Linked DNA regions of Homo sapiens: all the other regions are linked to region 2. The links are chromatin contacts, found by Hi-C or POLR2A ChIA-PET in ENCODE. All regions are on one chromosome and are shown on one strand. The core of a region is the stretch at or near the end of the contact, and the rest is flanking DNA. Distances in the headings are between cores, read along the strand shown. Region 1 overlaps OSBPL10 (oxysterol binding protein like 10). Region 2 holds the start of TGFBR2 (transforming growth factor beta receptor 2). Region 3 has its middle 42 kb from the start of CMTM6.

Region 1 (4,450 bases), core at 1,574-4,073, 1.3 Mb after region 2:
AGCTACTTGGGAGGCTGAGGCAGGAGAATCACGTGAACCCGGGAGGTGGAGCTTGCAGTGAGCTGAGATCACCTCACTGCACTCCAGCCTGGGCAACAGAGCAAGACTCTGTCTCAAAAAAAAAAAAAAAAAAAAAAAAAAAAAAAAAGGATACTGGGTTCCTACCTCACAGAACAGACACAAGTCCAGACAGATTAAAGCCTTAATTGAGAGAGGTAACTTCTGAAACTTTCAGCAGAAAATATAAGAGAATATCTCTTTAGTTAACTAGAAAAGAAAATACTCATATTCTACCACATTAAGAACCTCCTGACCTGAGGTCCCACCTATGGACTGACTTGGTTTGGATCAGAGCTAGAAGCTGCTCTCAATGAAAAATTTTAGTTGTCAGTTATGCAGTGGGTTGAAGTAGCAATCTGAGAGTTGGCAAAAATTTTTTAAAGTAGGTCTCGGTGGAAATCCTACTTATGTAGGCTTGTATTAGCTTCCAGGGTATCCGAAAAGGGCCTGTCAGGAGGGATGACTGTTTCTGCCAGTAAACTGAGCAGTGGGCAGCATAATTAAGAGAATATGGAAAAGAAGTAAGAACTTGTTTTTCAAAAGCATCACAAATAAAGTAAAAAGCCAAGCTATGAACTAAAAGGAGATATTTGCAACATAGATCCAACAAAGGATAAGTATGCAGAATATATAAAGCACTCCTACAAACCAATGCAAAAAAGACAACCTAATAAATAACTGAGCAAAAGACCCAAGCTGGAATTTCATAAAAGAGGAAGAAAGAATGACCCTTAAGCACATGAAGAGCTGCTGTCTTTCTGATAATCAGAGATACACAAATTAAGATACCAATGAGATATCATGTATACCTACTGGCTTGGCAAAATTAAGAATTCTTACTATATCAAAAACTAGAAAAGGTGCAGAACAATGCAAATGCTTATACCCTACTGGATGGCATTAAACTGGCACATCCACTTTAGAAAACAACTTAACATCATCTTATAAAATGGAACATCCAAATACCCTGAAGCCCAGTGGATATAGTTTGGATATCTGACCTCTCCAAATCTCAGGCTGAAATGTGATCCCCAATGTTGGAGGTGGAGCCTAAGGGGAGGCACTTGGGTCATGGGGGCAGATCCCTCACAAATGGCTTGGTGCCCTCCCTATGGTAATAAGTGAGTTCTCACTCTGTTAGTTCTGTTAGTTTACCAGTTAGCTCTGTTAGAGCTGGTTGTTTAAAGGAGCCTAGCATCTCCTCCTCTCTCTCTTGCTCCCTCTCGCCATGTGACATGCCTGCTCCCTCCACTTTCCATCTTGAGTAAAAGTTCCCTGAAGCCTCACCAGAAGCCAAGATGCTGGTGCCATGCCTGTACAGTCTTCACAACCATGAGCCAAATAAACCTCTTTTCTTTATAAATTACCCAGTCTCAGATATTCCTTTATAGCAATGCAAAACGGACTAACACACCAACAATTCAACTTCTACATCAACATCACAAGGAAATTCTTGCGTGTGTGTACTGGGAGATACATACTAACTTACACACAGCAGTAACACCGTTCACAGAGGAAGAAATGGTGAACAACCTAAATACCCATCACCAGGATAAAAAATTTGTGACATAGTCACACAAAGAATGTTATACAGCATTGAAAAGAAATGCACTGAAGTTAGACACAATAACGGGAATCAATTTTGGAAACAAAACGGGAAAAAAAAAAGACTTGCAGAAAACTATATACAACATCCTTTTAAAAATATAAAACTGAGAAACAAAACTAAATAATACAGAGAGATAACACACATTATTTTTGTAAAATATCTATTATAAAAATACTTTATATTATACAAAGGTGAAGGAATGATGAACTTGAAACTCAAGAGTTAGTGGTTACCTAAAAGAGGGGAGGAAAGGATTGAGTTGAAGAAGAATACTTGGGCAGATGAGCTACTAGTGGTTATATTATCCTTCCTAGAGTGAATGGTGAGCTCATGCCTGTTCATTTTCTTATGCTCTGTTACATATATGATTGCATATATTCTTTAATATAAATCAATTATATTTTTCAAATATTAGAAAAAAGCTATTTAGATCATTTATTCTATGATTGTATACAATTATAAAAATAGAAACTAATATATAAATGTTAATTTAAACTATATAATTATATATTTAAATTATATGGAGTATTTATTATTATTCCCATTTTACTGATGAAGAAACTGAGAGTTAAAAAGGTAGGATAACTTTACACATCCAGTTAAGTGAAAGTGACAAACTAAGCTTTTCATTAACTTTAAAACCCATGCTTTAACACCGTGCTATACTCTTAAGATTTCCACCAGCGAAGAAAAAAATTAGATATAATTCACAAGATTCAAGAATCCCTGCCTAAAACTCCATTAGTGTGCAACTCTTACAGAACTCCTACTATAATCTGTGCCTTCCATGAGTGGTGGGAAATGAGTATTGTTTATTAGGATTTGTTAGCTCTAAAGACAAACTTATTTACATGTTAACATATAGTCATATTAAACAAAAGACTCTTAAATTCAATGAAATTTGGAATTTATAGAAAACCTACGATAAAGCATTTTGTTTTATTTTGCAAATGCAAATAAAGAATCCTGGTGCAAAGTGGAAAGCCATGCCTTAGTACACATTAGGTGGATTAAGAAATATGTTTTCTTCAGTGAGGCAAAACTATTCAAGTGATAAATTCATCTGTTTGTCCAGGTTCTTTTCTTGTTTTCACCTTCTGAGCTTCTTTCACTTCCCTTCAAGAGTCATGTTTCCTCTCTCACCCTAGATCTTAACCAGGTGGCACTTCCTCCAAAAGAGTTCCCCACCCTACATCCAGGCGTATCCCTCGTCACGCTCCGTGAGAGCACTTTGCATGCTGCAGTTCAACCACTGCTGTGCATCTTCTTCCTAGCCCACCAGCAACTTGGGGCAGGAACCCATCTACAATAGTCCCCACTGTACCTTCAGGCACAGCATGGGGAGCAATGAGAAGGAATCAACAACTGAATGAAGGGATGATCATACTACTATGTAAAATCCATTCACACGAAAGGATCAGAGGGAACACAGAATAGTAGGAAGGATGTGGCACTTGGAATCAGACTGACCTGTGTTAGAATGTCCCCCCAACATCAGTTGGCTCTGATATTACTAAATATTAAATATTACTAAAACCTGCCCGCCTTGTGTGGTTATTAGAATTAGTGGTGATAATATGTGTGAAGATGATTCTCTCAGGTACTAATCAGTGACTTTAAACTGTGGCTGTCGGGGAAGGGTCCTATATTCTGGTTCAACTGGTCCAGGATGGGATCTGGTGATGAAATTTTTGTAAAATCTTCCTACTTTTTTTTTTTTTTTTTTTTTGAGACGGAGTCTCATTCTGTAGCCCAGGCTGGAGTGCAATGGTGCAATCTCGGCTCACTGCAACCTCCGCCTCCAGGGTTCAAGCAATGCTCCGCCTCAGCCTCCTGAGTAGCTGGGATTACAGGCGCCCACCACCATGCCTGGCTAATTTTTTTGTATTTTTAGTAGAGACGGGGGTCTCACCATCTTGGCCAGGCTGGTCTTGAACTCCTGACCTCGTGATCCATCCACCTCAACCTCCCAAAGTGCTGAGATTACAGGCGTGAGCCAGCGCGCCCGGTCCTCAGATACTTTTAATATGCAGAAAGGTTTCAGAACCTCTCCACGGGACAGAAGCAAGGCAGGAAATAACATCTGCAGAGCCTTGCTGTGTCCAACACTCAGTTGCCACACATTATATTATTTAATACCCCCACACACACAAAGAGTGGGCACTGCTTCCCCCTTACCAAGCAGAAGTGATTCTGTTGTTGTTGTTGTTGCTGTTGAGGACAGGGTCTAGACTGGAGTGCAGTGGCTTGATCACAGCTCACTGCAGCCTCAGCCTCCTGGGCTCAAGCAATCCTCCCACCTCAGCCTCCTAAGTAACTGGGACTACAGATGCATGCCACCACACCTGGCTAATTTTTGTATTTTTTGTAAAGACGGTTTTACCATGTTTCCCAGGCTGATCTCAAGCTCCTGGGCTCAAGCAATCTGCCAGCCTCAGTCTCCCAAAGTGCTGGAATGACAAGTGTGAGCCACCACACCTGGCCACAATGGCCATTCTTCATTAACCCTTTTCCTTCTCCCTCTCAATCATGTCAATTTTCTTCAAAAAAGAGACAGCTAAACTTTCAGACAAGTCACCATACGTGAAGATGTTCAAAAGCTCTATGTGTATGTGAGGAGTGTGTGTGACAGAGAGACAGAGACAGAGAAATGAAAGAGGAGGAGAGAAGGAACTGGGGCAAGAGGCAACAGAATGACGCCTTTTTCCATCAGAGAGTTCAGCAGCTTCAGTGCTGTGGTTGATTCCTTAACATCAAAGCTAAATAGGAACTTGTTTCCAG
Region 2 (4,881 bases), core at 1,152-3,651:
ATGTTTGCTATCTGGAGGAACTTGGGCAAATGTAGGAAAAAAAAAAGAAGAAGAAAGAAACCCACATACTTCTCCATTCTTAAGAAAAGGAAGTAGTGGTGACATCATTCTCGGCTAAAATGTAGTCTGTTTATATCTCAAATATTCGGTAACAATGTTTTCTCCAGAGTTATGAAGCAACTAGAACAATCAAATACAATTTTCTTCTAAATCTTTATTGCCTGATTCATTCATTCATCCAACAAATATTTATTAAACATCGATTATGTGTTTGATGCTTAGGGACACAATAGTAAGTGGAGGGAAAGATACATAATACCTGCCCTCAAGAAATTTGGAGTTGAGTGGAGGATAGAAATATAAATTAAAGAATGACACAAATAATTATAAAGTTACAGCTGTTAAAAGAAAAGCATATGGTGCCAAGAGAACGTGTAATACAAGATCTACTCATGGAGGTGAGGGAAAGCTTGCCCATCAAAGAAGTTATGATTCAATCCACGAAGACCAGGAGTTGGCTGGGTGAAGAAAAAAAGGTCAGAGGAAGGAAGTCCACACTGGGGAAGGCTCTAAGCATAAAGGGTAGGAGGATTACAGAGGCATATTCACGAAATTTGGAGAAGGCTTTCAGTAAGCAAGGAGAAGCCAAATGAAAGTTTACGGGAGAGTTGGAGGCTTGAAGACACGTTCAAGGATCTGGTTTTTATCTTCTCTTTATCTCAAGAGCAGTGGGAAGCCATTAAATGATTTTAATCAGAGGGTTGGTATAACTAGTTTTGTATTTTGAAAAGCTGAATTCAGCTCTCGTTTGAGAAACTGAGTGAAAGAGCCCAGAACGGCCGTGGCTGAGGGTGACTCGTGGGAGACTCCTACACAAGCCATGGCAGTGGCATGGGCTGGTGGCAGAAGAGGGAATAGGGAGAAGATTTGGAACTCAATCTTCCTCCATTGACAAAGTCACTCCAGCTTTGGCAAGGCAATTAATTGGTGGGAAAGAAGATGCCTAGCCCTCCTGATTTCACTGCACTTTCTGCATCTTCAACATGAGTACTGGGAAGTGGCAAAACATCCAGAGGCAGCTTGGGTGCTAGGTGGAGCATGAGTTAAAATTCCAGGATGAAGCAAATGAACACTTAGAATGACAGGAAAGATTTGGGAGTTGGGTTTGGGGGAGGGCTATTTACCTTTATTCCCTGGAGACCCTGGCACAAACCCTTGCCTCTGCAATCTTCCTCTCAGGTAAAGGAATTCATTAAATGAATTGCTAGAAGATCTACTGACCAGAGGGCTGTACAGAATCATATCTTTGAGAGTGGGAAGTAGGTTGATCACATAGTTTATTATCCAATCAGGACATATCTGAAAGAGAAAGGGGGTTCTATTAATATTTAAACTACAAAACATGTACACCAGGAATGTCTTGGGCAAATCTGGTTGCCCTAGCAAGAAAGGAAATTTGAAAGTTTATACTGTTCTGCTCCCATGTTACCCCGTTTGCACATGAGAGGGTAAGTATTCTCTTTCTTCACCTGCATTAAGGGAATAAAAGCACAAGCATTCAGGTGACTCCCAACCCACTTTTAATTTTACAGTTTCTGCTATACTCTATACATTCTGAAAATTACATTTCCCACCACTATCACTTCGTGATAGGTGATCATTTACAATTACTCACTGACTCAGTCCCGGGAAGAGGCGGTGCAAAATGGGACGCTCTATCCAGGTGCTCATTAGAAATGCAGAATCTCTGCCTGCCTCCTAGACCTACTGAATTAGAATCTGCATTTTTAAATAAGATTTCCAGGTGATCAATATGTACATTAAAACTTGAGAAAAACCTCTAGACTTCGACCTAAAGAAAAACATTTTACAACTTGACAGTGTATGCACATACATACATGCATATAGACACAACTGAAGCACAAATTTAATGAAGTAGAATTTACCGTTACTATTTTATTTGGGAAAGAAATGTGCTCGCGACTCAATAGATTGGAGTATTCACTCCTGGATCTCAACTTGCAATTTGAAAACGCATCTCTAAAGCACCTAGGAGCAATCTGAAGAAAGCTGAGGGGAGGCGGCAGATGTTCTGATCTACTAGGGAAAACGTGGACGTTTTCTGTTGTTACTTTGTGAACTGTGTGCACTTAGTCATTCTTGAGTAAATACTTGGAGCGAGGAACTCCTGAGTGGTGTGGGAGGGCGGTGAGGGGCAGCTGAAAGTCGGCCAAAGCTCTCGGAGGGGCTGGTCTAGGAAACATGATTGGCAGCTACGAGAGAGCTAGGGGCTGGACGTCGAGGAGAGGGAGAAGGCTCTCGGGCGGAGAGAGGTCCTGCCCAGCTGTTGGCGAGGAGTTTCCTGTTTCCCCCGCAGCGCTGAGTTGAAGTTGAGTGAGTCACTCGCGCGCACGGAGCGACGACACCCCCGCGCGTGCACCCGCTCGGGACAGGAGCCGGACTCCTGTGCAGCTTCCCTCGGCCGCCGGGGGCCTCCCCGCGCCTCGCCGGCCTCCAGGCCCCCTCCTGGCTGGCGAGCGGGCGCCACATCTGGCCCGCACATCTGCGCTGCCGGCCCGGCGCGGGGTCCGGAGAGGGCGCGGCGCGGAGGCGCAGCCAGGGGTCCGGGAAGGCGCCGTCCGCTGCGCTGGGGGCTCGGTCTATGACGAGCAGCGGGGTCTGCCATGGGTCGGGGGCTGCTCAGGGGCCTGTGGCCGCTGCACATCGTCCTGTGGACGCGTATCGCCAGCACGATCCCACCGCACGTTCAGAAGTCGGGTGAGTGGTCCCCAGCCCGGGCTCGGCGGGGCGCCGGGGGTCTTCCTGGGGTCCCCGCCTCTCCGCTGCGCTTGACAGTCGGGCCCGGCAACCCGGCCCCCGGGCGGAAACGAGGAAAGTTTCCCCCGCGACACTCACGCAGCCCGACTCCCGTAGCTGCAGGGATTGTGAGTTTTTCTTGAAAAAGAGAAGGAAAGTTCAGTTGCAAGGGGCGCGGGGCACGTTTGGTCCCCTTTGTGCGAGCAGGAAAGGCGTTGTGTTGGCCGCGTTCGAGGCGAGCCCCCACCCCCGGAAAGGGAAGTTTGAGAAGTTGGTTATCTGAAGGCGGCCGGGGAGCAGCGGCCCGGAGCGGCAGCCTGAGCTGCCAAAGCAGCCAGCGCACCTGGGCCACTCCGCCCATGGCGATGCCGCGTGCCCACCCAGCTCTTTCTGAGCCACCCGTTCAAAAGGCCAGCTCCTCAGTCCTTAGCTCCTGGAGACGGCCACGCTTTCCCTCAGGCCGGCTTCTTGGCCCGGAGTTTTTGGAAACAAGTTTCAAGAAAATAATCGATTTCCAAAAGAAAGTTAGCTGGCTCCACTGACGCCTTGGCATGGATGGATAGGGAGTGGAGATGCTCAGGTGAAACCGAGAATCCCTCACTGAATGCCTACTGGGTGCTAGAGGCTGTAGATTTTGCCTGGAACAAGATAGTCCTGTCTTCAGGGAGTTGATGGTTCTATGCAATTATCGTTTGTTGGAAACCGAAGGGTTAAAATCCTAACTAGGCTACCCACCTGATCGCTGTCTCTGAAGGTTTTTAAGGAAAAAATAAAAATAAAAAAATATATATATATATTATATATATATAAATATATATATAATTATATATATAAATATATATAATATTAATATATATATGCATGCAGGAATGGGGGTTCTTAACTATTTGTTATGGAAAGTGTAAAACCTCTGAGACTTCAAAAGTTAGATTTTTTTTTTTTGGAGACGGAGTCTCGCTCTGTCACCAGGCTGGAGTGCAGTGGCGCAATCTCGGCTCACTGCAACTTTGCCTCTGGGTTCAAGCGATTCTCCTGCCTTAGCCTCCCGAGTAGCTGGGATTACAGGCGCGTGCCACCACGCCCAGCTAATTTTTGTATTTTTAGTAGAGACGGGGTTTCACCATATTGGCCAGGGTGGTCTCGATCTCTTGACCTCGTGATCCGCCCACCTTGGCCTCCCAAAGTGCTGGGATTACAGGCGTGAGCCACCGCGCCCGGCCAAAAGTTAGACTTTTTGCAGCTATGATCCAAATAACAGTATCTGCAGCTGTGGTCTGGGTAACCGAGTATTTGGGCAAGTCATAGAGCTTTTTCTGGGCCTTAGTTTCCTCATCTGTAAAATGGCCAGCTTGAATCTGGGTAATTTTACATCATCTTCATGTTTAACATCTTACGTATCGTGCCCCTCCCCTCCTTTCCCCTGGCTCTTCTGGTGACTTGGAGATGACCCATGTAGACTTTGGATGAAATGTAGAGGAGTTGACAGTCCACATCACCCGGAGGCACTCATTTTATTTATCCAGGGACATGGGCAGATTTACCTTTAGGTTTGTCTAGAAAAAATGCGCATCACGGTCAGTTGTAAATTTTAGAGTGTTTGAAGTGGATTGGGAACTTTTTAAAAATTATGGCATACATTGAAGGTGGCATGGAGATGGAAGCTTTTAATCAAATTAGGAAGAGGCACTATTGCAAGCAAAAAGTCTTGACACACATTTGAGTCCTATGGTTTTAATAAAATCTTAGTGTTTCGTTCTTGGCGTTTTTCCTGCATTGCAGTACCAGAATGTTCAATTGTCTCTCATTTTCCTCCAGACTTTTAAAACCTAAGTGACATTTTGCTAATAAATATTTAAAATGGCACCCTTAATTTTCTGTGGATGTTAAAAATCATTACAACTTTTGTTCCAGATTATAAAAGAAGGAAATTAGCAGGCCCTGATGTTGTTAGTTAGGTTCTGTTTACAAGGATAAGGTTTATGATTTGCAAATTCCAGACCCAATAGTTCACGAGTCACTTTCATTTCATCAATATACACACTTTTAAACAATTAGCTTAAAAAC
Region 3 (4,762 bases), core at 231-2,730, 1.9 Mb after region 2:
TTTTTTTGTATTTTTAGTAGAGACGGGGTTTCACCATGTTAGCCAGGATGGTCTCGATCTCCTGACCTCGTGATCCACGCGCCTCGGCTTCCCAAAGTGCTGGGATTACAGGCGTGAGCCACCGCGCCTGGCCACCATAATTTTTTAAAAAGCAATTCAGGGCCAGGTTCAGCAGTTCATGCCTATAATCTCAGCACTTTGCGGGGCTGAGGCAGGCAGATCACCTGAGGTCGGGAGTTCAAGACCAGCCTGGCCAACATGGTGAAACCCCATCTGTACTAAAAACACAAAAATTAACTGGGCATGGTGGCGCACGCCTGTAGTCCCAGCTACTCAGGAGGCTGAGGCACGAGAATTCCTTGATCCTGGGAGGTGGAGGTTGCAGTAAGCCAAGATCACAGCACCACACTCCAGCCTGGACAACAGAGCAAGATTCTGTCTAAAAAAAAAAAAAAAGAAAAAAAAGAAAAGAAAAAGTCAATTCAGGACCTATGTCTAGGCACCTCAGTAGCTGAAAGAGCAAAAATTACACCAACCCAAAATGGCAACCCACAGCCCAACAGTGGCCACCCCATGTTCTAACAGCTAAGCATTATGGGTCCTGGAGAACACAGCTGTAGGGTATGTTTGTCTTCTCTAATCCAGGCTCTCTGGGAGCTGTTCAACCCAGGGGCCTTGTGGAACCCAAACTGTGTACCCACCACCCCTGCTCCCAGAGCAGTTACAGCCAGGTGGATCCAAGCAAAGATGTGAGAGGAGGGAAGGATGCACCCATGGGGGAGGAGCAGGGAGCCAGGGGAGCCATCCTGGCAACCTGAGGCCCCAGGAAAGGGTGTTGGCACCGGTGGCCGCAAGGGGCACTGGGAGATGAGGCCGACGGCCATCTGCTCACATCCCCCACCACAACCAGCCCGTTCCCTGGCCTTGCTCTTGGGGAGGTAGGGAGGAAGGCTGAGGGGGGGTGCCATCCCTTGGGCACACCTCTGCCAGGTTTTCTCATTACCCACAAGAGTGGCAGAAAACTGTTGCTCAGCCAGGCTCTGGAAGACTACAGCATCTGTGGGGTTTTCTGTAATAGGGAGGCCCGTGGCAATAGAACCCCCAATCTTTGAGGACAGTGTAGCGGGGAGACCGGAGGAGAAAGCCAAGTGGAAGGGAGATTAGTGATGGAGCCCGGTGAAGACGCCCAGGCCTGGCTGTCTTCTGGGCGTGGCCTAGGACCACCCCACTGCGGGCTGCTGGGATGACAGGGCAGGGCCAGAGCTGGATGTCTGCAGACGGACCCAGAGGGAGAACAAGTGTGTTCCTGAAGGAGGCCCCCTTAACCCCGGCCTGAGGCACCCCCTGTGCCACTGCCCTGTGCTGAGCTCAGCCTGGCTTCCAGCCAGGCCACTGAAGAGGCCCCAGGTAGGGGAAGACAGACCCAGAGCTGGCCCATTCTCTGGGCCACCCACCTGCAAGCCTCTACACTAGCATGAAAAGCAAACTTCTGTTGCCATGGAAACACAGCAGGTCTTTGGGGCCCCTCCTCAGCAACCACCACTTCCCTCCTTTGTGGCAGTTTCTGAACTGCATCCTGTGAACTCTCAGAGGTGCTTCAGACTCACAGATACCCGATTTTATGAGTAAAATATATGCAAACACTTAAAACACTCTCCAGCCTTCAATAGCAAACACGGACACTGGGAGCCCCTCGGCCTCCATGCCGTCTGCCCAGGGTAACTCAGCTCGTGCAGCCGCCGTCAGTGCAAGGCCACCCAGAGTGTGAAGCAAGCTGCTAAAAACCCCGCCACCACCTCACTGGGCAAGCCTGGGCTCCTCCATCCTGCGCAACCCAGATGCAGCAGCAGAACAAATCTGACCGTGAAGCTGCAGCTGCAGTTATCTCCTTACTTATCCAAATTGTGGGCTTTCCAAATTAATCCCATTGTTCCTATGCACTGACTTTATAATAAGTAAATGTTATCAATGTAAATTAGTCATTGATATTCATACCATATTTCCCATTTGACATAATGGAGTTTCATGCATAATTTAGATTGAAAAGGGGGATTTCTCTCCTGAAAAAAAAGTGTGGAAACTTTCATGAGTGTCCGTGTGAAGAGACCACCAAACAGGCTTTGTGTGAGCAATAAAGCTTTTAATCACCTGAGTGCAGGCGGGCTGAGTCCGAAAAGAGTCAGCAAAGGGAGATAGGGGTGGGGCCGTTTTATAAGATTTGGGTAGTTAAAGGAAAATTACAGTCAAAGGGGGGTTGTTCTCTGATGGGCAGGAGTGGGGGTCACAAGGTGCTCAGTAGGGGAGCTTTTGAGCCAGGATGAGCCAGGAGAAGGAATTTCTCAAGATAATGTCATCAGTTAAGGCAGGAACAGGCCGTTTTCACTTTTGCGGTGGAATGTCATCAGTTAAGGCAGGAACAGGCCATTTTCACTTTTGTGGTGGAATGTCATCAGTTAAGGCAGGAACTGGCCATCTGGGATATGATGGCTTAGCTTGGGCTCAGAGGCCTGACATTCCTGTCTTCTTATATTAATAAGAAAAATAAAACGAAATAGTGGTAAAGTGTTGGGATGGCGAAAATTTTGGGGGATGGTATGGAGAGATAATGGGCTGCTTCGAGCGGGATTAGGGGTGGTGTGGGGACCTAGAGTGGGAGAGATTAAGCTGAAGGAAGATTTTGTGGTAAGGGGCGATATTGTGGGACTGTTAGAAGAAACATTTGTCATTTAGAATTATTGGTGATGGCCTGGATACAGTTTTGTATGAATTGGAAAACTAAACAGAATAAGAGAAGGAGAAAAACAGGTATTAAAGGTCTAAGAATTGGGAGGACCTAGGACATTTAATTAGAGAGTGCCTAAAGAGATTCAGCATAGTCCTGCCAGCAAAGATTATTTATTTACTTTAAGAGTTAAGAGTGGCAGTTTGGGGATAGCACCAGGAGATATCAGCTGTGATGGCTTGGAGAAACAGTGTAAACTGCCAGTGTAAACAAGAGCAGGGCATGTATGAGTAGTTGAGAACGGTGAATAGGAGTATGACTAGACAGAACATAGTAGGGATGACAAGTTTTTTGGGGCACAGTCTAAGTTGGTCTGGTGTCTGGAATGAGACTGGGGCCTAATAAAAAGGAGCGTCTAAACAGGAGCTTAAATGGGCTGTACTTTGTAGCATTCCGAGGACAAGCCTGAATTCTGAGAAGGGAAAGTGGTAAAAGTATGGTCTAGTCTTTTTTAAGTTGGTGGCTGAGCTTGGTGAGGTGTGTTTTTAAAAGACCTTTAGTCCGTTTACCTTTCCTGAAGACTGAGGACTGTAAGGGAGATAAAGGTTTCACTGAATACTAAGAGCCTGAAAAAATGCTTGGCTGATTTGACTAATAAAGGCCGGTCTGCTATCGGACTGTATAGAGGTGGGAAGGCTAAACCAAGGAATTATGTCTGACAGAAAGGAAGAAATGACCGCAGTGGCCTTCTCAGACCTTGTAGGAAAGGCCTCTACATATCCAGTGAAAGTGTCTACCTAGACTAAGAGATACTTTCGTTTTCTGACTCGGGGCATGTGAGTAAAGTCAACTTGCCAGTCCTGGGCAGGGACAAATCCTTGAGCTTGATGTGTAGGGAAGGGAGGGGGCCTGAACAATCCCTGAGGGGTAGTAGAATAGCAGATGGAACACTGAGAAGTGATCTCCTTGAGGATAGATTTCCAGGATGGAAAGGAAATGAGAGGTTCTAAGAGACGGGCTAGCGGCTTGTAACCTACATGGAAGAGGTTATGAAATGACGACAGAATAGAATGGGCCTGTGAGGCTGGAAGGAGATATTTTCCTTGGTCTAAGAACTATTTGCCTTGTGTGGGAAGAGATTGATAGGTGGAAGTTTCAGCAGGGGAGTAGGTGGGAGTGACTGAGGGGAAGGAGAAAAAGTGAAAGTGAGGGATATAAGTTGGAATGCTAGCTGCTTTTTTAGCTATCTTATCAGCATAAGCATTGTCCTGAGCGATGGGATCTGATGCCCTTTGATGGCCTTTGCAGTGAATGACTCTAGCTTCCTTTGGAAGTAAAGCAGCTTTGAGAAGCATTTTTATTAAAGAGGCATTAATGATAGAGGACATTTGTGTAGTGAGGAAACCTCTTGCATGGAGGTGCAGGATATGGAAGGCATATTTAGAGTCAGTATAAATATTGACATTTAGTCCTTTTGCAGGAGTGAGGGCTTGACTTAAGGCAATGAGTTCGGCTTGCTGAGAGGTAGTGGAGGGGGAAAGAGCGGTAGCCTCAATGATAGATGTGGAAGATACTATAGCATAGCCTGCCTTTGCTGGTGAGTGGAGATTAGGCTTGGTGGAACTGCCATCAATAAGCTAAGTGTGTTCAGGGTGAGGAACATGAAAGAAAGAAATGTGGGGAAATGGGGTGAACGTCAGGTGGATCAGAGAGAGGCAGTCATGAGGGTCAGGTGTGGTATCCGGAATAATGTGGGAGACTCAACAAAGAGTGAGTACAGCTGAAGGAGCCGGGAAGCAGACAGTATATGTGTCAGGTGTGAGGAAGAAAATAGATTTTGGAAGTTATGAGAACTGTAGAGAGTGAGTTGAGCATAGTTTGTGATTTTAAGGGCCTCTAAAAGTATTAGGGCAGTGGTAGCCGCCATACGCAGACTTGAGGGCTAGGCTAAAACAGTAAGGTCAAGTTGTTTGGATAAAAAGGCTACAGGGTGCGGTCCTGGTCCTTGTGTAAGAATTCTGACCGCACTAAGCATGCCTA

Evidence for each region. Hi-C counts contacts between places; a loop is a spot of excess contacts on that map. ChIA-PET counts read pairs that join two places held with the same protein, here RNA polymerase II (POLR2A). Pooled maps may share reads with other maps.
Region 1: a map of OCI-LY7 shows a loop between it and region 2 (3-fold over the local background). The contact joins the enhancer-like site here to the promoter of TGFBR2 in region 2. A Hi-C loop is called at or near these places in 1 of 168 maps with a recorded cell type or tissue (OCI-LY7) and 2 of 50 pooled maps. POLR2A ChIA-PET finds 5 or more read pairs at or near these places in 1 of 52 experiments (PC-9).
Region 3: a pooled map shows a loop between it and region 2 (7-fold over the local background). The contact joins the enhancer-like site here to the promoter of TGFBR2 in region 2. A Hi-C loop is called at or near these places in 3 of 50 pooled maps.

The regions. Positions count from the first base shown.
Region 1 is chr3:31,949,553-31,954,002 of GRCh38, forward strand. All of the region lies in intron 1 of OSBPL10 (oxysterol binding protein like 10), which reads right to left. Among named protein-coding and RNA genes, the nearest start is that of OSBPL10, 29 kb to the right of the region's middle. RefSeq lists an enhancer at 2,958-3,007. Within about 2 kb of position 2,824, at least 3 of the 41 ENCODE cell types and tissues checked have a DNase peak (open chromatin) inside an H3K27ac peak, as active enhancers do; they include OCI-LY7, where a contact is called at or near this core.
Region 2 is chr3:30,604,200-30,609,080 of GRCh38, forward strand. TGFBR2 (transforming growth factor beta receptor 2) reads left to right here and starts at 2,402. Exons shown (of 7, transcript NM_003242.6): 1 at 2,402-2,778. The coding sequence starts at 2,685. LOC105377015 (translation initiation factor IF-2-like) reads right to left here and starts at 2,725. Exons shown (of 2, transcript XM_047449400.1): 1 at 1,947-2,725; 2 at 200-1,359. The coding sequence starts at 2,725. The coding sequence ends at 2,285. RefSeq lists a silencer at 2,476-2,575.
Region 3 is chr3:32,458,856-32,463,617 of GRCh38, forward strand. No RefSeq gene overlaps it. Among named protein-coding and RNA genes, the nearest start is that of CMTM6, 42 kb to the right of the region's middle. RefSeq lists an enhancer at 1,160-1,870 and a silencer at 2,262-2,556. Within about 2 kb of position 1,481, at least 12 of the 41 ENCODE cell types and tissues checked have a DNase peak (open chromatin) inside an H3K27ac peak, as active enhancers do.